3 separate regions of the Homo sapiens genome follow, and all the other regions are linked to region 2. The links are chromatin loops, found by intact Hi-C in ENCODE. Cell type or tissue: PC-9. All regions are shown on one strand.

Region 1 (8,000 bases), 64 kb after region 2:
CAGTGCAATTTGGTGCAACTACTTCAGAAAACAGCTGAACTTGTATATACCCTGTGACTCAGCAATTCCACCCACGCATCCCACAGAAATGCAAACGCATACCTTCCTCATCAAAGCATACGAGAATGTTCATAGCATCACTACTCTAAACAGGCCTACAGTGAATACACTGTAGTATACTCATACATTGGGAGACAAGCAATAATGTAATGAATCTTACAACAGCGAAAGAAATAAGCCTGACACAAGACGACATATACTCTGTGTAATTTCCTTATGCATTACATAAAGTTAAAAAAACAGACATAACTAATCTATGGTATTAGATGCTAGCTTCTCCTAGCAGCTGCTTTGACAGGAGGGGCACACAGGAGGGATTCCGGGGGCTGCAGTGTTCTCCGTGGTCGGGAACATGCATCAAGCTGTGCGTCTGTAATGAGTACACTCCTCCATGTGAATGCTGCACCTCAGTCAAAAAGGATACAGAACTTGGGATTTCTCAAAAACACATAACCACATAACTCAAAAGAAAAGTGTGCAGAGCTGCCCAGACTCCTGCATAAAATCTGGTTAGAAAATAACTGTACAAGAGACAGGGAGAGAAAGGTGGAAACATGAATATGAATATGAAATATGAAGCATGAATATGAGAGTCTGGCAGCACTATGTTAAAACAGTGTTAGAAATGGATTTTCAACGTTTATGAAAAAACGCTGTCTTATAAGGCAAATGCAAGTTAAAATTAGGAGATCCCATTTTTTAACCTACCAGATTCACAGAGATCAAATGTTTTATAATATGGTCTACTGATTCTCATACACTGGGGCAAAAATTAATACAACCTCTATGGAAACCATTTGGTAAAATCTGTCAGACTTGAAAATATACACCTGTGTCTCAACAACCATGCTTCTATAAATTTATCCTCTCCTGTATCTTCATGAGAAATCACATACTGTATATACAAGGTTATTTGTGGCGGCATTCACTATAAAGACAAAATATTTGAAACCAAACAAATAGTGATCAATATAAGGCTGGTAGAGACTGGCTACAGTAATGACAGTACATTCATATAACAGAAAACTATGCAGCCACTAAAACCCCTGAAGCTACTCTACATGTTCTTATATGGAACAACCTCTAAGACACACTGTTAATAGATAAAAGCCAATTGCAGGAAGAGTATGGGTACAGAGAAAACACTAATATTAGTCACCTCTAACTGAGAGGACCTCTGAGTGGCTGGGAAACACTTTATATCTTTTTAGCCTTAAGATTTCTGTACCACTTGCATGTGTTGCCAATCCAAAAATGAGCTATTAAAAAAGAATAAAGTCGGCCGGGCACAGTGGCTCACACCTGTAATCCCAGCACTTTGGGAGGCTGAGGCGGGCAAATCACGAGGTCAGGAGATCGAGACCATCCTGGCTAACACAGTGAAACCCTGTCTCTATTAAAAATACAAAAAAATTAGCCAGGCGTGGTGGCGGGCGCCTGTGGTCCCAGCTACTCAGGAGGCTGAGGCAGGAGAATGGCGTGAACCCGGCAGGTGGAATTTGCAGTGAGCCAAGATTACGCCACTGCACTCCAGCCTGGGCGACAGGGTGTGACTCCATCTTAAAAATAAATAAATAAATAAAAATAAAGTCTTACGTTTATATGTTAAGGATTAAAAAAAAAAGCTTTAAAATTCTATTTGAAAGAACAATTTTGGCTTCTATTCTTGATTCAAGTACATGATTTTCCAAGAGAAATGAGAAAATACCTTGCTACTCTAAATGAGTTGCCAAGCCAGACAAAATGTCCTCCCATGTCCTGGGAAGAATTAGCCCAGGGGGTTATTAAACCGCAGGGAGTGATCTCTGAGAAATCATGGTGAAAAAGGAGACATACTGGAGACATGCAGACGTGATTTCTCAAATGGAAAAGAGGGTGGACTCTGGCTTACACACACATGGCAGCTGATAGAACAAGGGACAGTTTGGCTAATATGGGCGAGGCACAAAGAAGGTCTCGGCAATCCACCGCGTGTTTTCCAGGTTATCTGCTCCATTCAGCTTCTCCACAACCTGACGAACCCGGCTGAGGGGCCTGCTCACAGTCCCACAGCAAATGAGCTGATGTGGCCAGGACACCAGGCAGGGGGGCTCCAGGCGGAGCCCTGGACCTCCATCCCGCAGCCTCTCCTCATCTGGGTGGTGCCTCACACCAGGGCCAGTGGGCCGGAGGCAGGGAAGCAACTGGCACTCACCACGAGCTCTCCCAAGCTCACTCAGTACAAGCGGTGTCTGGCACATTTCATTTCCGTTTTGGCAGGGTGACTGGCTTGGAGGATCAGCACAAGGACGATACCAACATCTCATTAAGTCATCTGACTAGTTGTCCCTCCCACTCTGACCAGGTTTCCCAAGAGTTCAAAATAGAAGGTGGAGAAATAAGATCTGGAGGATAATGACAAAGGCAGTTCACTGATTGACATCAGGCTGAATCACAGCACCCAAATGGCTATGTCCTGTCCAACCATTTCTAACCATGAATTTGGACATGCAGGGATCTGGACGTGGATCTCATTCATAAATGACACTTTAAATGACAAAAAAGATCAAAGTCCAGCAAACTGTGTCACGCTGAAACCACAGGCCAAACCAAAAGGGCCTAAGAGTAATTAATGTGAGGCCCGGGGACCACAACGGTCCAACGGTCATGACGAGCGAGCAGGGATGGGTAGAGGCACAACATTCTGAATGGACCCCCTCTTCACTTTTCACGGGTCCAAATTCAGATGACAGGGAGGTACTTTTCCCCACTCCTCTCACTGAGAACTGAAAACCATGGGCATCAGAAAATCAACACAAAAAGACCCTGAAAGGTAGAGAGAAGATGGCAGCCTGACAAGGGTCTTGTCCAAAGGGATGACACTGTGGTGGCCCTCTGGGTTTTCTTTTTACCTGGTATACCCTAGACTTGGAGCTAAAGAAGCAGCAGCCGAAAACAGTGATGGATACTGGGGGGGTGGGTGGAAAGCCCCAACAAAAGCCTGCTCTTCCAGGCCAAGGATCCAGGAAGGGGGCAGTCAGACAAGACAGAAACTGACAACGGCAGTAACACCCACCTTACTCCAGCCAGCGCCACAAGAAAAAACCATGCCCACCCCACTCCCAGGCCGCAGCTAGGCACTCCAGCACTCACCTAACAGAGTATCCAGAGGAGGCCAAGCTGAGAGCCGGGATGTCTCCTATACCACCTGGAAATGAGTCCTCACCCCCGACAGCACAAGAGGATATGCAAGCGGCAAATAAGCACACAGAAGATACTCAACATCCTTAGCCATCAGAGAAACACACTGAAACCACAACCAGAGAGCCCTACGCACCTATCACGATGGCTACAACAGAAACTAGTGCCAACACCACCTGCTGGAGAGAATATGGAGAAAGTGGATCTTACTGTTGGGTGGGATGTAAAACATTACGGCCACTCTGCAAAACGGTTTGGCAGTTTCTTAAAAAACCAAGCATGTGACTAGCATATGACCCAGCAATTACACTCTTCAGCATTTATCCCAGAGAAATGGAGATTCATGTTTGCACCGAAACCTACCCAGGAATGTTTACAGCAGCTTTATTCATGATCACCAAAAGCTGGAAACTATTCGGATGCCCTTCAGGGGGTAAATGATTAACAAACTGTGGTACACCCGTGGAATACTACTCAGTAATAAAAAGGAACAACCACTGATAAGACTCATCAACCTCAATGAGGCTCCAGGGAATTACGCTGAGTGAAAAATCCAACCCCAAAGGTTACATACTATAAGATTCCATTTATATCACATCTTGAAAAGACCAAATTATAGAAATGGAGACCAGATGAGTGTTTGCCAGGGGTTACAGAGGGACATGTGTGAGGCTGTAAAAGGGCACAAGGAAAATCTCTGCGGCTTGGAGGCTACCCATCTCCACTGTAACGAGGTTAGTATCCTGGGTGTGACATTGTACTGGAGTTGTGCAAGAGGTTACCACTGCATGCAACTGGGTAAAGGGTACAAAGAATCTCAAAATAAAAGCTTTAATTAAAAATAAGTAACCACCATCAACAATATTTAAGTTTAAACTGGGAAAACCAAGGAGTAACTCCAGAACAATGCTGTGTTTCTTAAGGACAAGGGCGTATGTGGGCAGCGCAAGTTAAAAGTGTAATCTTATCTAAAGTCCTGTATTTGTAGTTAGTGCAACCCATGAAACATCTGACGCCAAGAAAATATTATGTGGACACAGCCGACACACCTTTGGTACACATTCTCAAAGAAAAGGACCAGGTCCTCTATGTCAGGAGGGGTGGGTAGAAATGCCAGCTGCCCCGCCTGTCCCTGCGCCTGAGTCCAAGCACACGCAGGAGTGTCATGGACCACGCCCTCCGGTTGAGCTGCTCATTTTGCTATGGGCTCTGACACGTGGCCTGGGTACTTGAGCCTGCACAAGGCAGGGCCCTGGAAATGGAAGGTTTCATTTCTAAACACAACAGTGCTTGAGGAATCAGTGGAGCTATGTAACCTGAGGAGCTCAGCCATGAAGAGAGGATGTCAGAATCGCAGGCTCCTGCCCTCAAACAGTAGTGCACTTCCTGGGTGGGGCGGGCCAGCCCAGCACCCACTACGGCAATACCAATGTATGCTCTGGGAGTGGCCGAGATGGTGCCAAGACAAGGCCCCAAAAGAAGCTGCCTCTGCAGCCCCACAGCCCACTGGCCATGCCCCTCGGGGGTCCTACTACACACTTAGGGGGCCTCAAGGTCCTTCTGCCACTGCCTCCCAGAGACCAGTAATTGTCCCATCCCCCCAACCTCCCAAGTCAGAAACTGCTCCCTCAACTTCACCTCCTCTCTCCTGTGCTATCTTCATCATTGGGCTCCAAATTCTTTCTTTCTTCCTCAGAAATAAATTCAGGCAGTCTTTCACTTGAGCAAACAGAAAAGATTCCTGCTCCTGCGGAAGTTACATTTGAATGCAGGCAGTAAATTAAAGACTTATTAAAGAAGTGAATTACACAGCATGGAGAGTAGTAGCTGGTGACAAGCCCTATGGAAAAACGGGAGACCAGAAAAGAGAGGTCTGGGGGCCAGGGGACTCCACAGCAAAAACGGGGAGGAGGCGAGGAAGGAGCCAGAGACTGGAAGGAAGCAAGGAAGGAGGTGGGAAGGGCTGAGCAGAAGCAGGCGCGTGGTGCGTGGCTGGGGCTGGCATCAGGAAGGGGGCCAGGGGCCAACCTGCAAGCATCAGGACCACAGAGGGCCATGCAGGTGTAAGAACTTTGGCTTTTACTCCACGTAAAATAAGAAGCCATGCAAGCTCAAGTTTTGAAAGCATCATTCTGGTTGCTTTATTGAAAGCTGACAGTAAGATGCAGGAAAGAAGGCAGGAAACCTTTTGGGAGGCTCCTCAGTAACCCCATCACGAGATGATGGTGAGGAGAGTGGGCAGGCTCTGGATGTGCTCTGAGGACAGCAGACGGGACAGGGTGAGACAGAGAGGAGTCCACAGTGACCTCCGAGCAGCTGGCTGGGTGCTGCTCCCATCCCAGGAAGGGGACACTGTGGGTGGAAGCAAGCTTTACAGCTGGGGTGGCGGCAGGGCCAGCAGGTCCGTGTGGACATGCTGAGGGCACGGTGTCGATTAAAGTCTCAGCAATGTCCAATGTCTTATCTCACTCATGAGGTCTTCATCTTGCCCTCAGTTTGGTATGTTAAAAAAGAAAAACTTAAAGACACTATAGAAATGAGATCACTCATACGTGACCACTGCTGCTGATAGTTCTGGAGGTAATTTGACGATCACCAGTCAAGCTGAAGATGCACACACCTGGCAATTCTATCCTTAGAAACACATTCTAGAGAAACTCTTGCCCATGTGCCAAGAAGACGAAGATAAGCATATTCACAGCAGCACTACTGATCACAGGGAATCTGGGAAAGTGTACGTCCACAACAGGACGTCTTAGGTACTGGAACACTACAGAGGCCACGAAAACCAGCATCGTGGGCCTCAACTCAGGCCGCGCCTGTCAGGAGCTCTGCGGTTCATGCCTCGTTCCCCAGAAATTCTGATTTAACTCCAGGAATCAGGAATCAGTTGTATTAAACCTTGAACCATTTAACTAAAGCTAGATGTAGCCACAGGGATAAATCCAGGAAGCGTAATGCTGTGGCTGTCCAGTCTGATAACATTTATTCGACATTTCAGAACCAGTTCAACAATGCTATATACTGTTTATGCCTACACACACTTATCAAAAAAGTATATAAACATGAAAACAAATGACAAACACCAAAGTTAGGATGCCCCCAGGGAAGGGGGAGCAGGAAGAAACGAGGATAGGAAAGAGAATTCCAAGTGCCTCTGTTATATCTATTATGTTTATTTCTCAGGCTGGAAGCAGTCATAGCTGGGTTCATGTGTTACTTTTTGAATGTTTTAAATGTTTTGGCACAAAAATATGCTAACATGCCCAAGCCAGAACTAGAGACACACACAATATAGCCATGCCCTATATTTGTAGTTTAGCCATACGGAAGGTTAACAGGTCAGCCTGAAACCATGCCAGTAGCCAGACTCTGCTGAGGGAACTGGGGGAGGGGAATCTCCTGAGCGCCTGAGCCTGGAATTCACTCCTTTACCATCCCAACCCCTTTATGCAGGGTTCCCAGGGCTTTTATACACCCCACCAGGCCCCTGCCGACTGCCACGCGTCTCATGGCAGACACAACTGTTCCTAATTTGTCTCTCAAATTTCTCATCCCAGAGTCAATTCCTGAATCCCAAATAGCTCGAGTGTCTGAAAACAAGGTGGATGCTTCATGAAGGGAGGAAAGGGAGGTCCTGGCGGGACCACTCAGAAGGGAGCTTTTAGAGGAGAACAGCAAAAACACCTTCCCTCCCAACACACACCCCTCCACAAACCACAAACCAACATCACACCCTAGAAACCTCAAAGCACACAGGGACAGGTCCTGCACCGTCGACAGACAAGGTGAAAATCCACCCACACCCAAAGCAGAACAAATCTGGGCTCTGTAGTGCTTGCTTTGGGGGACTGGAGGGAAATTTTCCCGTGACAAAGCTCAGACTGTAGGAATTCACCACACACAAGCCTCTTCCACCTGCAGCTTTCTGTCTGGCCAGGTGAGAACCACAGAATGTTTCTAGCACATGAGTAAAGTCACACCACAAAGCCTATACCTTAAAAATTCCAGCCTTCCATTTCTAAGACATACAAGCCAAGAAGCAACCCTCTGGAGCATCTTACAAGGAAGCTCAATTCCTTCCGCTTAATTCCAAACCCTGACCTTGAACTCACCACCCAACAGCCTCCCAGTATGATGGCACACTGTCCCCTGGGGCTCTTACCTGCTGCCCTTCCTGCTCAGAACAGTTTCCAGCTGCTCCACGTGTATCAAAATTGAAGTGACCCAGCACAAACAAAAACTGGGTGTTAAAGTCAATGGGCAAGAGCCTACAGATTACGAAGTAGAGCAGGAACGCTGGAGCAGCAAATCAGTACCGTGCAATCAGCCACCAACCAAAAGAGGGGCAAAGGGACGGTGCTGGGGGCAGGATGAGGCACTCGGAAACACTCTGCTAAATATAGCTCCTGGGCTGCAGCGCTTGGAAAGGTGGCCGAGAATAAGCATCTGGCGCCCTGGGTCATTTCTGTCACTTCCTGTTACTCACATCCTGCTGTTCCGATGCTGCCCGAATCCTGGATTCCCCGTACACAATTCCCTACCTGGAAGCCCCCAGAGACAGACCATTCAAAGCAGCTGGGATGTGCGTAGACAACAGACTTCCTCACAGAGCACCACACAAAACACAAAAATAGACACCACCACACAAACAAGCTCTTGGAGTTCCCCATATAGAAAGAGCCTGAGTGCCCAGGTCCGGGTGAGCTCCGCACAGCACTGTGTCAGACCCCGCCCAGCCCACCAGCTCTGCACGCTGC
Region 2 (8,000 bases):
CCACGCTGGCGGAGCTGAAGTCTCAGGTCAGACTTCTTCCTGCACCATAACTTAGTGGTAATGTGGCTTCTTCCAGTGAGATATTAATATATTCTTCTATCTCCTTTTCCCTCAATTACAGTCTGTTCTGATATGGCATTTGTCATATGCCATGTTCAGTGGTAAGTACCCGCAGGCAATACACGCCCATGGTGCAGACGGCTCCTCGTGGCCTCACTGGTCCCTCCTCTGACAGGCATGCTGTGCTTTTGTTTCAATCTATCCTCAGTGACTTGCGGCTTTTGTTCATTTTTATTTTTTTAGGGAAACATGGTTTCTTGGAACATTTGTAAAGCATTCACTTTATCCCTTTATTTACATTGTTTGTGTACCATTGTGACCCATATGTTAAATGTTGTTATGAAAAGCTGTGTTACCAGTTTTCCAGGAGGTTAGAACTCCAGCTTTTATGTTAGGATGCTAAACTAGATATTCTAGGTATTGTGTTGTTTCTTATGCATTAACGTTCACAGAGAAGGAGGGTTTTATCCAAATGGAAGGGCTGGATTAAGCACAATGCAGTGTTGAAGCAGCATCCGCCTACTGTTGGACTGAAATGAGCATTCCTTTCTTCTCTTAGAGGAGAAAATGTGGGGCCTATATATGACTAGTGGTTGTTGATGTTTGGCTTTTGTGCGCCCTCAGTATATGAAATACCCTTCCTCAAGAAAAAGCATATGTTGGCTGGGTGTGGTGGCTCATGCCTATAATCCCAGCACTTTAGGAGTCTGAGGCAGGCGGATCACTTGAGGTCAGGAGTTTGGGACCAACCTGGCCAACATGGTAAAACCCTGTCTCTGCTAAAAGTACAAAAAAAAAAAAAATTCACCTGGCACGGTGGCAGGCACCTGTAATCCCAGCTACTCGGAGGCTGAGGCAGGAGAATCACTTGAACCCAGGACAGGGAGGTTGCAATGAGCTGAGATTGCGCCACTGCACTTCAGGCTGGGTGACAGAGTGAGACTCCGTCTCAAAAAAAAAAAAAAAAAAAAAGGAGAAAAGAAAAAGCAGACAGCCTTATTCTCATGAGAACAAATGGGAAAATACTTTTTTTTTCTCATATTAAGTTGAAAGATATAAAATTGCTGTTTTTAGGTCAAAAAATGGATGAATATTGGTAATTTTAGAGGCTCCAACCTAAGTATATCAGTAGGGGCTTAAAGTGATCCCTTCAGAATTAGAACAAGCAGTTTGGGCCTACTGATTGCAGCCAAAGATTTTGAAATACTTCAGAATCAAAAGCTGATTCATCGGCAGAGCAGACACTGGTGGAGGATTGCGCGGGCACGGAAGAAGGCTGCTGTTGTGTCCCTTGTTGTACTGTTAGAGCGGGCTCTGCCCTGGTGAATTCTACTCCCATGGAAGTTAATTCCAAAGTTTCATTTTTTAAACATGATGATTAAAAAGAAGCTTTTGACTCAGATTTAGAGAGAGGGAACTCACTTCTTTCTCAAGGTGATTTCAGTGCAGAGGAATATGAAGACCGCTCAGGGTTAGTGTTATTTAAGAGAGAGAGAGATTCCTGTGACTTTTAAAATGATGTTATCATTACTTGAGATACTCTTTCCTTGAGATGCCACTGTGTAGTGCTTCATTTTTTTTTTCTAAAACAGTATGTTTTGAAGAGTGCTTTTTAAAACCGTTGGAGAAATGTCTGTTTCTTTTTCTAGGCCATGACCTTGCCTCCTTTCCTGGAGTTCGGTGTCCCGTCCCCAGCCCACCTCAGAGCCTGGACGGTGGAGAGGAAGCGCCCAGGCAGGCTTTTACGAACTGACCGGCAGCCACTCAGGTAGGTTCCTTGCTGGACGCAACACTGTCCCTCTCTGCTGCTGACGCACTGGCTGGTGTGAGGGATGGAGGAGGAATCAGTCTTCTGAGCTGAGTGACAACAAAGCCCATTCCTGGTCATGCCACGCTTGTGACTTGGGTGACACTTTTCATCATAAACTCCAGCAGGCCTTCAGTTTTCCATGTTAAGTATAAATGTAGTGTTGTATATTTTTTCTGTGCTCCAGTGACTGTGACATTATATAACTTAAAAGCATTTGGAGTGAGATGGAAAGTAGGAGTGGCTGTTTCTCACTCAGAAATGTTGGATTCAGCTGATCCTCCTCCTGAAACTTTGAACTTAAAGAGCAGGTTTGGGTCATTTCCTTTGCAAAAAGCAGCCTTGAGGCTTTTTGTTTCTTTCTTTCTCGTTTCTTTCTTTTCTTTCTTTCCTTTCTTTCCTTTTCTTTCTTTTCTTAATAGACAGGGTCTGGCTCTGTCGCCCAGGCTGGAGTGCAGTGGCGTGATCATGGCTCAACTACAGCCTCAACCTCCTGGGCTCAAGTGATCCTCCCACCTCAGCCTCCTGTGTAGCTGGGACCTCAGGCATGTGCCACGACACCAGGCTAATTTTTTGTTTTGACGAGGTCTCCCTATGTTGCCCAGTCTGGTCGCGAACTCCTAGCCTCAAGCAATCCTTCCACCTTGGCCTCCCAAAGTGCTGGGTTACTGGCGTGAGCCACTGTGCCTGGCCAAGGCTGCTTTTAATCGGTTCTGATTACCACCCCAAAGTGACTGGCATGAGAATCTTAACCCCGGCTGAACAGAGGGAAATTTCTTTGGCAGTTTGGCCATCTTCCCAGAGCCAGACCTACATGTTTAGTAAGAAATGACTCAAGTATCTAAATAATCACCGCAGCAAGGATTCTCATTTTTTCCCCTTTTCCAAAAGTTTGGGTGTTCTTATAAGTACTCAGAAAACAATTCTTTGCTTAAGAAAAAAGCTTAAAATTGGGGGAAAAAAAATTCAAGAAAATTAAATGTTATGTCACTCAATATTATCTTGTTTCACTTATTATCAGGGAATATAAACTAGGACGGAGAATTGAGATCTGCTTAGAGCCCCTTCAGAAAGGCGAAAACTTGGGGTAAGAAATTCTCCTGTGCATCTGAAGTGACACACACGTATCTTAACCTCGTTTGCCTTTTGAAGCTTTAACAACTTCATAGTGTAGCATTTTTTTCACTGCTTCTAAGTAGCCTAGCAACTTGAAACAGAGTGTGTGCTAGAAATATGTTTGTATGTCTGGGCATCTAAAACTTGGGACTTATTCTCCCATAAAAACAGTAAGGGAGAATTAATTTTTCAGTAATCACCAGGTGCATATTGACCCCATGATGGCCCTGAAGTGTCAGCAAGAGGCCCACCCGCAGCTGTTGTCAGTGTGTTCGGACAGTCTGCCATCCAACGGATTCATCATTGCTCCCGTCGCTCTGCCCCCTTATTCTACTTTCTTCATCCTAGTATCACCTGACATATCTGTACTTACTGATTTATTTGTTAGTATCTGTCTCCCACTACTAGAATATAAGTACTTGGTTTATTCATTGCTATATCCTTAATACCTAGAATAGTAATTGTGCCCATGTCATAGTCAATAATTATTTATTAAATAAAGATACACCCAAAATTGTCTACAATCAAACCATCTTGTTCTTTTTTCGCTGTAGGAAAATATTTTACAAGTCCTTTTGTAAATATCATGAACTATTAAGATTTGCTCTACCTATTATGATATGAGTATCCTTCTTGTGGTCTGCTTGTTATATGAGAAAGTTATCTTTCAACCATGTCTAACATGTATTTAATTTTAGTGTTTTTATAAAAACACATTCTTAATACAAGTTGTACAACCAGAAATAGTTTCCTGGAGGGGAATTCCAGGATCAAATGGTGTGGACATTTTAAACCTCTTAAAATAGTTAAATATTTCTTCAGGCAAGTTGTTCCAGAATATGAGTATTTATTTTACCTCACCCACAAACCAGCATTGACTATTTCATCGTCTAGGTATTTCCTAAATTGATAAATGAAAGATGATTATCTTGTTCTCATATTCTCCAGTGCTTTGATGACTAATAAGTTCAGGCATTTTTGCAAACTGTATTTTGTGAGTGCATGATTGAGTTATTTCGTGTATTTTGACTGCTTCTGTAATGAAGTCTAAAGGAAAAGCTCTCTTGGAATTTGTGTGAGCTCTTTATGATTTTGACCCTTTGTCACAATGGTTGTAAGCTGTGTCAGGTTTTGATAGGCACAGTGCCTTTTGCCCTTTTGAAGAGCAGCTGTGTGCCTCCTCAGGCCCCTTCCATGGGCTTTTCTGTCCTTGACCAACTTCCAGGGCACTCCTGCTCTCAAGGAGGCCTCTAGTCCCTCCTGTTTCTCTCCAGCAGCCTCTGTCCCCTCCTTGGCAACTTCAGCATCTGTGCCGATGCCCTTTCTGTCCTCTGGCCGCACTGTGCTGGGCTCCAGGCCTTGGCCTCACTCCCTGGCCAGCAGCCCCCTCCCCCATGGGGACATGGGGCTGTGCAGCCTCTGCTCTTGCACTCTGCACTCCCCTGATTCCATGGGCCCACATCTTCCCGTGAACTCTCTTTCTTCCAGTCATTTCATTTCTCATTGCGTGACCTCTTTTGATGGTAAAAACACTTAATAGAAGTACATCTAAAAATCATTCATTGTCTCAGCATCCTAAGAACCAGTCTTCATTTCCCCTTGCTGCCTTCCAGTTCTTATCTATAGCTTTTCCTCCATGGCCTGTGCTGACCTCTGCACGTCCCTGTTCCTCCTGCCTTGCTGAGTGTTGTTCTTTCTGCTCCTCCTGCTAAGGTTTCCCATCTCCCACAGCTGCAGCCTTGTGTCTCACCCGCCCTGTGTCTCTCTTCCCAATTCCAACCCTCAGGTTCTTCTCCCTGGCTACCTCATGGCAGCTCACATTTACAGCCCCCAGAGTCAAGGGCATAACTGCCTACCTCGAGCCCGCTCTCCTCCTGCCAGCTGCCGGGCTATCAAGCCAGGCCTCTCTCACCCTGTCCCTCTCTGCCACATCGTACCTGCTCAGGCCGCCACCTCTTTCCTTTTCTCCCGCACTGAGGAAGTTCCCTACCACGTCTGGGGGGGCTCTGCTGTGTACCGAGAATGGGATCTTCACTTCCGCTCTTCATTCCAAGATTAAAGGAAATTGAAATGCGGAATAAGAGTTTGCCACTAGCATCCAGCATTTAGGGAAAAATCTCTCCTTATAAAAACCAGAAAAGCTGGAGGAGAAGCTTTGCCCATTATGCCTCAAGTTACCACGTGGTTTTGTTTGTTTGTTTGGATCTGGCGCTTGACGGTTTTCTGGTACAGCCCCCAGGACGTGCTGCTGAGGACACAGGTGCGCATCCCTGGTGAGAGGACCTATGCCCCTGCCCTGGACCTGGTGTGGAACGCGGCCCAGGGTGGGACTGCCGGCTCCCTGAGGCAGAGAGTTGCCGATTTCTATCGTCTTCCCGTGGAGAAGATTGAAATTGCCAAATACTTTCCCGAAAAGTTCGAGTGGCTTCCGATATCTAGCTGGGTAAAGTTGTGGGGCTGTCTCAGAGAAATTGGGGCTTACCGGCATAGCAATGAGGTTATGCAATTTTTCACAGTGATAGAGAAGTTAGTGAGAACTTGAGGTTGAGTTTTGCTTATTTAAGATGTTTGATTTTCCCATAGAACCAACAAATAACCAAGAGGAAAAAGAAAAAAAAACAAGATTATTTGCAAGGGGCACCGTATTACTTGAAAGACGGAGATACTATTGGTGTTAAGGTAAGTTGTTTAACAGCAAATTTACCACTTTGAGAAGACACGAGGGTCACATGATTTTATAGAGACGTTTTATTGAATCTTCAAGACACAGATTATCCCATTTTATACAAATTGTTTCAGAGAATGGATAAAAAAGAGGGAAAACTGGACAACTGACTTTACAAGGCCACTGAAACCTCAGTATCCAAACTGCCAAGGACACTAAAATAAAATACAGACCAGTTTCACTTCTGACCATACATGGAAAATTCTAAGTAAAATACTAGCAAGTTCAGCCCAGCAAGTATGTTTTTAAAAACACTACTGTGTGACATGACGTCACAGTAGGTTATCCAAGGAATGTGAGGAGGGCAGCGTGAAGAATAGATTATGTAAGAAATAATCCTGCCAGACTCAAGAGATGCAGAAAAAGCATAAAATAAAACTTATTATTAAAAACCCAGTGTTCATGACTTTAAAAAAGAACTTAGAGCAAACTAGGAATAGAAGGAAACGCCTTAACCTGATGCACATATACCCAAAACCTCTAGCAGCAACACTGTGCCAGCTTCAAAAGCTTCCATTTTCATTAAAGTGGGACCCAAAGTAAGGATTCCCCTAACCGCCCCTTCTGTTTAACACTGTACTAAACAACACGGGCAATGAATTCCCTCCCTCACTGCCAAAAGAAAAGTAAATAAAAATTGAAAGAGCAGTAAAAGAAATTTGAAAAGGAAAATATAAAACCGTTCTTACAAAGGAGATTCAAGGCTGGGCACGGTGGCTCATGCCTGTAATGCCAACACTTTGGGAGGCTGAGATGGGTGGATCACTTGAGCCCAGGAGTTCGAGACCAGCCTGGACAACATAGTGAAACCTGGTCTCTACAAAAAAATACAAAAATTAGCCGGGTGTGGTAGCACACACCTGTAGTCCCAGCTACTCAGGAGGCTGAGGTAGGAGGATCGCTAGGGATGAGCTAGGGAGGTGGATGTTGCAGTGAGCCAAGATCGTGCCACTGCACTGCAGCCCAGGCAACAGAGATCCTGTCTCCAAAAAAAAAGAAAAAAAAAAAAAGGAGATTCAAAAGACTACACAGATAAATGATTAGATCTGATAGAGGAGTTCGAAAGGGTCCAAGATCAGTATAAAACCTTCTGGAGAATATACAAAAACATACTTAGCAGTGTTAAAGAAAGCTTCTGTTAGAGCCACGTCATGTTCTTGGAAGGCAAACCTCACAATAGTAAAGGTATCAGTTCTTCCCAAGTCTGTAAATTCAGTGAAATTCCAATGAAAATCCATATAGATTAGATTAAATAAAATTAATAGCATAAATTCGTACACTAGAGCAAAGGGCCAAAGAGCTAAGATTTTCTTTTGTTGTTGTTGTTGAGACAGTATCTCGCTCTGTTGCCCAGGCTGGAGTGCAGTGGTACGATCTTGGCTCACTGCGAGAAGAAAAAGGACAGGGTCCTTGCCTCACCAAGTGTTGACTGATCACAGCTGTGGCGACAGTGCAGCATGGAGGCACGGGTAGACAAACAGGCTCATGGACAGGGTGGAAAGCCCAGAAACAGAATCACACACGTGAGGAAATGTGACAGATACTTGAGGCAACATTAAAAAATGGGTTATTCAATGAATGGTGCTGGAAAATTAGTTATCTATGTAGGAAAATCATATTCATTAATTTTCATAACCCTAAAATTAATTTTATACAAGTTGAGTATCTATGATTCAAGATGCTTGGGACCAGAACTGTCTCAGATTTCAGGTTTTTTCGGGTTTTGGAATATTTGCATTATACTTAACGGTCGAGCCTCCCTAATCCAAAAATTTGAAATCTGAAATGCTCCATTGAGTTTCGGATTTCTGGATTAGGTATGCTTGACTTGAGTCAGCGTCAGGCCCCATAAAACCTGTACTTACCTCTGCTCACACCATAGTCAACAGGCAATCCAGTTGAAGACTTAAATGTGAAAACCACTCATTTTCAATCTTTAGAAGACATAAGAAAATCTTTGACTTCAAGTTAAGGATTTCTTTTTTTTATTTTTTGAGATGGGGTCTCACTCCGTCACCCAGGTTGGAGTGCAGCAGCATGATTTCCACTCACTGTAACCTCTGCCTCACGGGCTCAAGCGATCCTCCCACGTTAGCCTCCCAAGTAGCTGGGACCACAGGCACGTGCCATTATGCCCGGCTAATTTTTTGTATTTTTGGTAGAGACGGGGTTATGCCGTGTTGCCCAGGCTGGTCTTGAACAGGAGAGTTCAGGCAGTTCACCTGCCTCAGCCTCCCAAAGAGCTGGGATTACAGGCGTGAGCCACCATGCCTGGCAAGAAGGATTTCTTAA
Region 3 (8,000 bases), 73 kb after region 2:
AGTCCCCAAATGTCCTCTTCAGGCCAATCTCACCTCCCCCACTGCCTTATCCCTACCCATGTTTGAGAATCGCAGGTCTATATAATAGTGTTTAATCTAGAATCTCAGTGATAAGACTTTTGAGTGGTTTTTGTTTGTTTGGGTTATCTGCACTTAATTATCTATAATGATACATGTTATTTGTATTAAAAGGGGAATTAAAAAGAATCTTAGCATCAGGAAAACCTTCCAGGTATTTTTGCCATAATGCAATTTTTGAGTTCCTAAAAACCCTCATACTCTACAAAAGGGCACAATAAAAGTAAAAAGAAGTCCCATGGGAATAGGTAAGCTGGGGCAGGCCACTGAGAACTTATGCAAATTTGTAACCAAGCATCAAGGGAACAACAGCAATATTAAATGTTTTTAAATGAACAAATTTTACCACATAAACACTACAGTAAATACAGAACTGCACCTTTTAAAAAATGCACAAGGGGGGCTAGGCGCAGGGGCTCATGACTGTAATCCCAGCCCTCTGGGAGGCTGAGGTGGGCAAATCACCTGAGATCAGGAGTTCAAGACCAGTCTGGCCAACATGGTGAAATCCCATCTCTACTAAAAATACAAAAATTAGCCAGGCGTGGTGGCGGGTGCCTCTAGTCCCAGCTACTCAGGAGGCTGAGGAGGGAGAATCAGTTGAACCCAGGAGGCAGAGGTTGCAATGAGCTGTGATCGCACAACTGCACTCCAGCCTGGATGACAGAGCAAGACTGTCTCAAAAAAATAAAAAATAAAAAAATGCACACAGGAACTAAGACACAGTAAGCAATTCCAAGGCAGAGCTTGCGGCTGCAATGCACACCGTAGCAGGAAGGTGGGAGAAGTAAGACCAGAAGCTTCATGTCCAGGGCTGTGCTCCTCCTGGGCTGACTGCATCCTGCGTTAGTGACCTTGGCTTTCAGTAGCTGGGCTGCTGGACTTCTCGCTAGAGAAACAAACCACAGCAGGAGGGCAGAGTACCTGCATCCTTCAGCTACTGAACAGAAGAAACAAGGAGCTGAAAGACCTCGGAGTCCTGGTGACAAGGAAAGGCAAACCAAAGGTCCCTGGTAGTAAGTCTGGAAGGGATGGGGTGGAGGGAGAGAAACGGGAATGCTTTGGCATTCTTAAGTCTGACAGCCACCACGCTGTCATAATTTATCCATTTTTCTCTGGGATTAACTAATGGTAAATCTGCATATACCCAAAGGCGTCTATAGTAACACTGTAGTTAACAAGTAAGTATCAAGAGGAAAGTAACAAGATGAGAAGGAAAAAGAGTTTCATAAGCTACCCGAAGCCCTTGACACTACCATCCACTTTTTTGGTCACTGAAGGTCAACCTGACTAAGCAATACAATTTCCCAGAGCAAGGTGGCCAAGGCAGAACAATCACATCTGCTGGCTGGGCCAGGTGTCACCCTTAGGACAAAGTCTTGTCCACACCTTTTCAAATGAATTGATTCAAGCCTGTTTGTGTGTTCAATACTTAGAGTGGTTAAGTAAACCACAGAATGGCTACCACACAGAAAACAAAGCCACACGAGGAGGGAAAAACAAGTAATTTATAAAAGGGCATATTTATACTGTACTCTTAAAAATGGTTAAGATGCTAAATTTTATGTTATGTGTATTCTACCACAATAAAACAGTATTCTACCACAATAAAACATAAATGAGGGAAAGGGGGACATACTGATGTCATCGTATTGTGTTTAAAAAAGGCAGGACACAAGCAGCCGGGAAAACTGGAGGTTCACACATCAAGTGGTAGGACTGAGAGATTCTTTTTTTTCTTTTCCCTCTGGTTTTCTCTATTTTCCAAATTGTCTACAGTAAAAGGTGTCTTTAAATTTATCTATGCCTGGTTGGGCGCAGCAGCTCATGCCTGCCAATCAGTGCTTTGGGAGGCCAAAGCAGGAGGATCCCTTGAGCCCAGGTGTTCAAGACCAGCCTGGGCAACACAGTGAGACCCTGTTTCTACAAAAAAAATTTATAAATTAGCTGGGAATGGTGGTGCCTGCCTGTGGTCCCAGCTACTCAGTAGGCTAAGGTGCGGGAATCACTTGAGCCCAGGAGGTCAAAGCTGCAATGAACCTTGATCACGCCATTGCACTTCAGACAGGGCGACAGAGTGAAACCTCATCTCTAATTAATTAATTAATGTATCTATGCCTTTTCAAATTTATCTATGCCTTAATCTACGCCTATTTCCTACAAAAATCAAGATCAGAGATAATTACTCCCATTTGCCTATACAACCTCCTTCATCCATTGACCTGCTATCCCAATGGCCTCTGGCAGGGCCTAGCTAAAATACTGGGTCTCCAACCACCCCTGCAGCTAGAGACAGCAATGGAGGTGAAGGAGCTGACATCACCGGGGAGAGTGGTTCCAGGAAAGCTCTTTGAGGGAGATGACTCAGCTGGCAGCCACCCTGATGGCACTTGCTGCAGGCATCTCATAACCAAGATGCCCTACCCTAACGTACCCTACTCCTATTTCACATGGAAAATTAAAATAGAGTTTCTTTTGTGGGCTAAGGAGTCCCATGTCCTCCAACTTTTCTGTGCTTTAGTCTGAAAGCTCAGCTGTCTGGGAAAACAGCCATGTCTCCTGACAAGGTCTAACTGTTACCTGTGTGAGGGTGCTCTCAAGTTTTGCTCTTGGCAAAGAACTAGGCCAGCAGGGACAGAGTCCAAAGTGTGGGTCCAGCATGTACCTGTAGTCTCAGCTACTCGGAAGGCCAAGGCAAGAGGATTGCTTGAACTCAGGATCTCCAGACCGGCCCAGGCAACACAGCAAGACCCCGTCTCTAAAAAATACCCACACACACAAAGAATGGGCCCTTCCAGCCCCTTACCAACTCCCTCAGACTGGAAGGTCAGGATGCCAAATCAGCCCCAGGTCAGTGTACAGACAAAAATGGTTCACTGCTCACTCTGAAAAGAGATGGCCTCATTCCCCAGCCAATCCACCTGCAGGATGGAAGGGCAGTCATCTTCTCTCCCCCAAAACTAACTCTAAGGAAAACATCTATAAACACACTACTATTGCACTTCTTGAAAAAACATACCTGAAACAACCTGAAGCTTTCAATTCTTCTAATTGTGAAGCAAAAGTACAGGACCGCAGAGACAAGGTCCTGTACCACAGGACCCAGGACCACGATACCTGAGACATTTCTCTTCCAAGTGTCACAGTCATCACATTGTAATGTCAGGAGCTGGGGCCACAAGACAGTTGGCCAAGTCACCTCATCCAAGGCATGCCGTGGTCTCCCCCTGGAGGGAGGGATGGAGTGCCTGCCTGGTGACCCTGTGGTCTGGCAGAGCTGTGTTTGCTATCACATGAACTCAGCACTCTGCTTAACAGGAGAGACTACAGGTCCATGAGCGGCACAGCTGTTGTTCTAAGTTTCCCAGCTTTGATAAGGGAGCCCCTGATTCCCAAGCCCAACCTCTACGGCTGCTGCTGGTGCACAAAGACCCAGTCCCCTTAGGATGCAAAGGATAAGTGGGCACAGACTCCTTCCAGATGCTGGGGACCTGAATGCAGTCTGTAGCCACAGCAGTCATGTCCTGAAAGAGAGAGGCCCAGTCCAAACTACCCTGTTCTTTTTTAACTCCCTGGCTGATTCATGTGTTTGCTCCAGGGGCTGTCATTTGTAATCTGTCCAGGAAAGGGCATCTCAGACCACATTCCCAGTCAGGGAATCATATACAAGGTCAAGAGCCTCCTGGAATTGTCCTCCCTCATCTAGAACCCCCGCTTCCTAATTTTATTTGGATGCTCAGAGGTGGTTTATCCCTTTCCACTAACCAAGCTTACAATGGCTTTCCTTATTCCTCTGATACTTCAAGTACATTGTAAAAATGAAAAGAAGTAATTCCAACTATAGGTTTTAATATTTTAAAAGACCAAAAAAGGTTGAAAATATTTTTTCCATTGGCAAGCCCTGACTCAGAGGGTCTGTGTACCAGTGCTGGGCACATAGCCAAGAATTTGAAGAGCCACCGTGGGAGGGCACGGCATGCAGGGCAGCCACAGCCTGCCAGCCTGACTCAGCCAGCTCCCGTCACAGCACAGTGACGACACGGTCCCATGTGGACGGGGGGAGACAAAAATGCTTCCCAGAGGTGCCAAGGAATAGAGATACAGCAACAACAAATCAATTAACCCCACAGGCATTTACAGTGTGGCTATTTGGTGCCAGGCATGGTTCGGGGGCGCTGGGATGAAAACAGATCAACAAGCCCCATGATATCCCTTCTCTCATAAAGTTTCTACTTCTCCATCCAACAGACATAAATCAGAGGGAAAAGGAAGAGAATGCAGAAAATGTCACTGCAGACACAAGAAACAAAAAATCTGAACATTAAAAAAAAAAAATCACAGGGTATTATCAAAAACTTTACCCCAAAAAAACTGCATACCTACATCATTTCACTGGTAAACTCTAGCAAATATTTCAGAAAGAACACCAAGCTTACACAAACTTTATCAGAAAACAGAGGCGGGGTAACACTGACTCACTACATATATATGTATTTTTAGTAGGGATGAGGTTTCACCATGTTGGCCAGGCCAGTCTTGAACTCCTAGCCTCAAGTGATCCACCTGCTTCGGCCTCCCAAAATGCAGGGATTACGGACGTGAGCCACCACATCTGGCCTGACTCTCTATTTTTTAAAGTACCAAAACCTGACAAAGGCAGAAAGGAAGAAATGAGGGAAGAAAGGGAGAGAAATAAATTACAGATCAATACCTTCATGAATATTGGTGCAACAATCCTTAACAAAATAATGGCAAATTGAATCCAACAATAAATAAAAAACATATTATGAGCAAATAGGGTTTAACCCAAGAATGAAAAGTTGTCTTAAATTTGAAAATCAACCAATTTAATTTGCCCTTTTAATAATATAAAGGAGAAAAAAACCATGTGTTCACTTCAATAAATGCAGAAAAGCATTTGACAAAATTCAACACCCATTAATAATTAAAACTGTCAGCGATCAAGTAAAGAACATCCTCAAACTGATAAAGGATACCTACAAAAAGCCTACAGCTAACATCACATTTAATGATGAAAACCGAACTGTTTCATGTTAAGACTGGAAAAGGTGGAAGGATTCCTGCCTTCGCTACTCCTATTCAACACTGTACTGGAATCTTAGCCTTTGCAATGAAGCAAGAAAAATAAATAAAAGGCATGTGAGTCAGAAAGGAAGAAGTAAAGCTGTCCCTATTTGCAAATGATACAACTTTATATAGAACTTTCTAGGGAATCTACACAATGACTACTAGAATTAAACAAGCAGTATTTTGCAAGGTCACAAAATCCACTGTATTCTTATATATTAGCAGCAAACAGATATAAAATGTTTATAAATTCCATTTAGTTAATAAAAATAAAAACATAAATTACATTGAAATGAATCTAACAAAAGACGTTAAAGACATCTACACTGAAAACTACAAAGCACTGCTGAGATAAATTTAAAGCACCTAAATAAAGAGAGAGAGATCGTGTTAATGTACTGGAAAACTCAACATCATTAAAGATTCAATGTTATTAAGATAGCAATTCTCCCCAAATTGATCTACAGATTTAACACAATCTCAAACAAAATTCTAGCAGGCCTCACTTATAGAAATTGACAAACTAATATTAAAATTTATATGAAAATGCTAAGTACTTAGAATAAAGCTATGTTAGAAAAGAACAAAGATGACTCTAATTTCAACACTTCCTATAAAACTACAGTAATCAACAAAGTGTAGAATTATTTCAGTAAAGGCAGACATAATATAGTTCAATAAAACAAAATAGAAAATCTGGAAAGAGACTCAAAAATAAAAGGTTAATTGACTTTTGAAAAAAGGCAGCAAAGGTAATTAAATGAGGAATGGAATGTATCTTCAATAAACGCTGCCTCAAAAACTGAATATCCATATGGGGGTCGGGGGAAGAACATCAATAATAATCCCAACTGTAAAACCTAAAACTACAAAACTTATAGAAGAAAATCTTTGCAAGCCGAGGTAGACAAGGGTTTTCTGGATAGAATACTAGAAGAATGAGCCATTTAAAAAACTGATAAGTTGAATTTCACCAAAAAGAAAGACTTCTGTTCTAAAAGTGTCATTAAAGAAAACACAAGCCACAGACTGAGAAAAACATTCACAACACATGTATCAGACAAAGGACTTACATCCAAAATACATAAAGAAGTCTTACAACTCAATAAGAACCCAATTAAAAAAATGGATAAATGTCCTAGCACACATTTCACAAAAGACATACAAATGACCAACAAACACATGAAAAGATGTTGACATCATTAGTCATCAGGGAAATGGAAATTAAAGCCACAATGGGGTAACACTACATAACTATTAGGACACATAAAATTAAAAAGACTGATCACACCAAGTGTTGGTGAGGATGTGGAGCAACTGGAACTCTCTATACACTGCTGGTGGGAATATAAAATTGGATCACCACTTCAGAAAACAGTTTAGCAGCCTCTTAAGAAGTTAAACATATACCTACTATATGATCCAGCGATTCCACTTCAAGGTGTTTACCCAAGAGAAATGAAAATATGTCCACACAAAAGACTTGTATACAAATGTTCATAGTTTTATTAGTAATAACCCAAAACTAGAAACTACCTAAATGCCCACCAATAGAATAGACAAATGCTGGAATATGCATACAATGGACTACTGATATTCGTAACATGAAAAATCTCAAAACCATTATGCTGAGTGAAAGAAGCCAGACATTAAAAAAAAAAGTAGTACATGCTGCATTACTCAATTTATATAGCATTCTTTTTAAAATGCAGAGTAATCTACAATGACAGAAAACAAATCCATCCATGTTTGCCTGTGAAGAGGCAGAGAAGGAAGGATTACAAGGAAATTCTCAGGGTGATGGAAATGTTATCCTGACTATGGTGACAGCTTCAGTGTAATTATGAGAGAGAGAGAGAGAAAGTGTGTGTGTATAAAAACTATCAAACTGTACACCTTAAATACTGCAGTTTATTGTACATCAATTATGTCTCAAGTCACAAAAAATGGTTTTCATGTATTAGAATAGTCATTAAAGAACACTATGAACCTTTCTCTGAATAAGCAGGGTGACCATATAGCTTATCATCCAAGCCAGGAAACTTATGCAAGTCAAAGTGAGTGCTAAAGATAAGAGGTTGTGTACTGCCCTGGAGAAATCAGCACTTAGGGATTTGGGAAAAACAAATACCCAATCTCTTCATTGGTGTGATTAGATATCACCCCAAGGTATCTAGTGATACCTTAAAGCAAACCATCAAGTTTTCACAGGAAGCAAACCATCAAGTTCCTCAGAAGGCAGCGCAGAGCTGGCAACAGCCTTGGCAAGTCAGCTGCGCCCATGACCTTGATTTACAGAAAAGGAAGCGATCCCGGTCAATGACGGGCACAGGACAAACCCCAAGGCTCCTGCCTCCAAGGTCAGTGTCCCTTGAGCCCCCCCTCTTTCTTCAAAGAGAAAAAAAATCAAAGAATGGGGTGGAAGCCAATCCCCCTCTTAACTATTTTCCAAACATCTAATTATCTTGACCCACCCTCTATAGCTTTGCAGCCAATGAACAATTCAGCTACAAAGAAAACAGCATTGGCCAGGCACAGTGGCTCACACCTGTAATCCCAGCACTTTGGGAGGCCAAGGCAGGAGGATTGGATCATGTTGACCAGCCTGGACAACATGGTGAGATCATATCTCTACCAAATTTAAAAAAAAGAAAAAGAAAAGAAAACAGCATCGACTTTTCTGTATGAAGTCCAGCACTGATTAACACACCCAGCCACAGGCCTGGAGGCAGCTCCCACAGGGCACATTCTACACCAGACCCAGTCTGCAGGGCCAACCCTTCTGCACAGATCTACTGATAACCACTCCCACAGTCCTCCTCCTGTCTTAAAAA

Evidence for each region. A loop is a pair of places that touch in the nucleus more often than their neighbours do. Peaks named below come from ENCODE experiments on the same cell type or tissue, not always from the same donor. Only the 100,000 strongest peaks of a DNase experiment are listed, where the experiment ranks them.
Region 1: a loop joins it to region 2, with 5 times the contacts of the local background. A loop is called at or near these places in 5 of 110 quality-filtered maps.
Region 3: a loop joins it to region 2, with 6 times the contacts of the local background. A loop is called at or near these places in 6 of 110 quality-filtered maps.

What each region holds. Positions count from the first base shown.
Region 1 is chr2:233,418,827-233,426,826 of GRCh38, reverse strand. The region is part of intron 3 of DGKD (diacylglycerol kinase delta); the gene reads right to left. Among named protein-coding and RNA genes, the nearest start is that of DGKD, 68 kb to the right of the region's middle. RefSeq lists enhancers at 1-124, 1-592, 4,490-4,639, 7,730-7,929 and a silencer at 7,430-7,539. In PC-9, no CTCF peak of the experiment used is centred here; DNase peaks (open chromatin) are centred at 6 and 4,456; H3K4me3 peaks cover 1,332 bases; H3K27ac peaks cover 3,310 bases.
Region 2 is chr2:233,483,193-233,491,192 of GRCh38, reverse strand. USP40 (ubiquitin specific peptidase 40) reads left to right here. Exons shown (of 32, transcript NM_001365479.2): 26 at 1-26; 27 at 1,710-1,828; 28 at 2,889-2,954; 29 at 5,216-5,426; 30 at 5,567-5,662. Among named protein-coding and RNA genes, the nearest start is that of USP40, 80 kb to the left of the region's middle. In PC-9, a CTCF peak has its summit at 4,418; DNase peaks (open chromatin) are centred at 2,642 and 3,912; H3K4me3 peaks cover 733 bases; H3K27ac peaks cover 5,161 bases.
Region 3 is chr2:233,409,812-233,417,811 of GRCh38, reverse strand. All of the region lies in intron 3 of DGKD (diacylglycerol kinase delta), which reads right to left. Among named protein-coding and RNA genes, the nearest start is that of DGKD, 59 kb to the right of the region's middle. In PC-9, no CTCF peak of the experiment used is centred here; DNase peaks (open chromatin) are centred at 2,451, 3,271, 4,061, 4,541 and 1 weaker place; H3K4me3 peaks cover 770 bases; H3K27ac peaks cover 3,961 bases.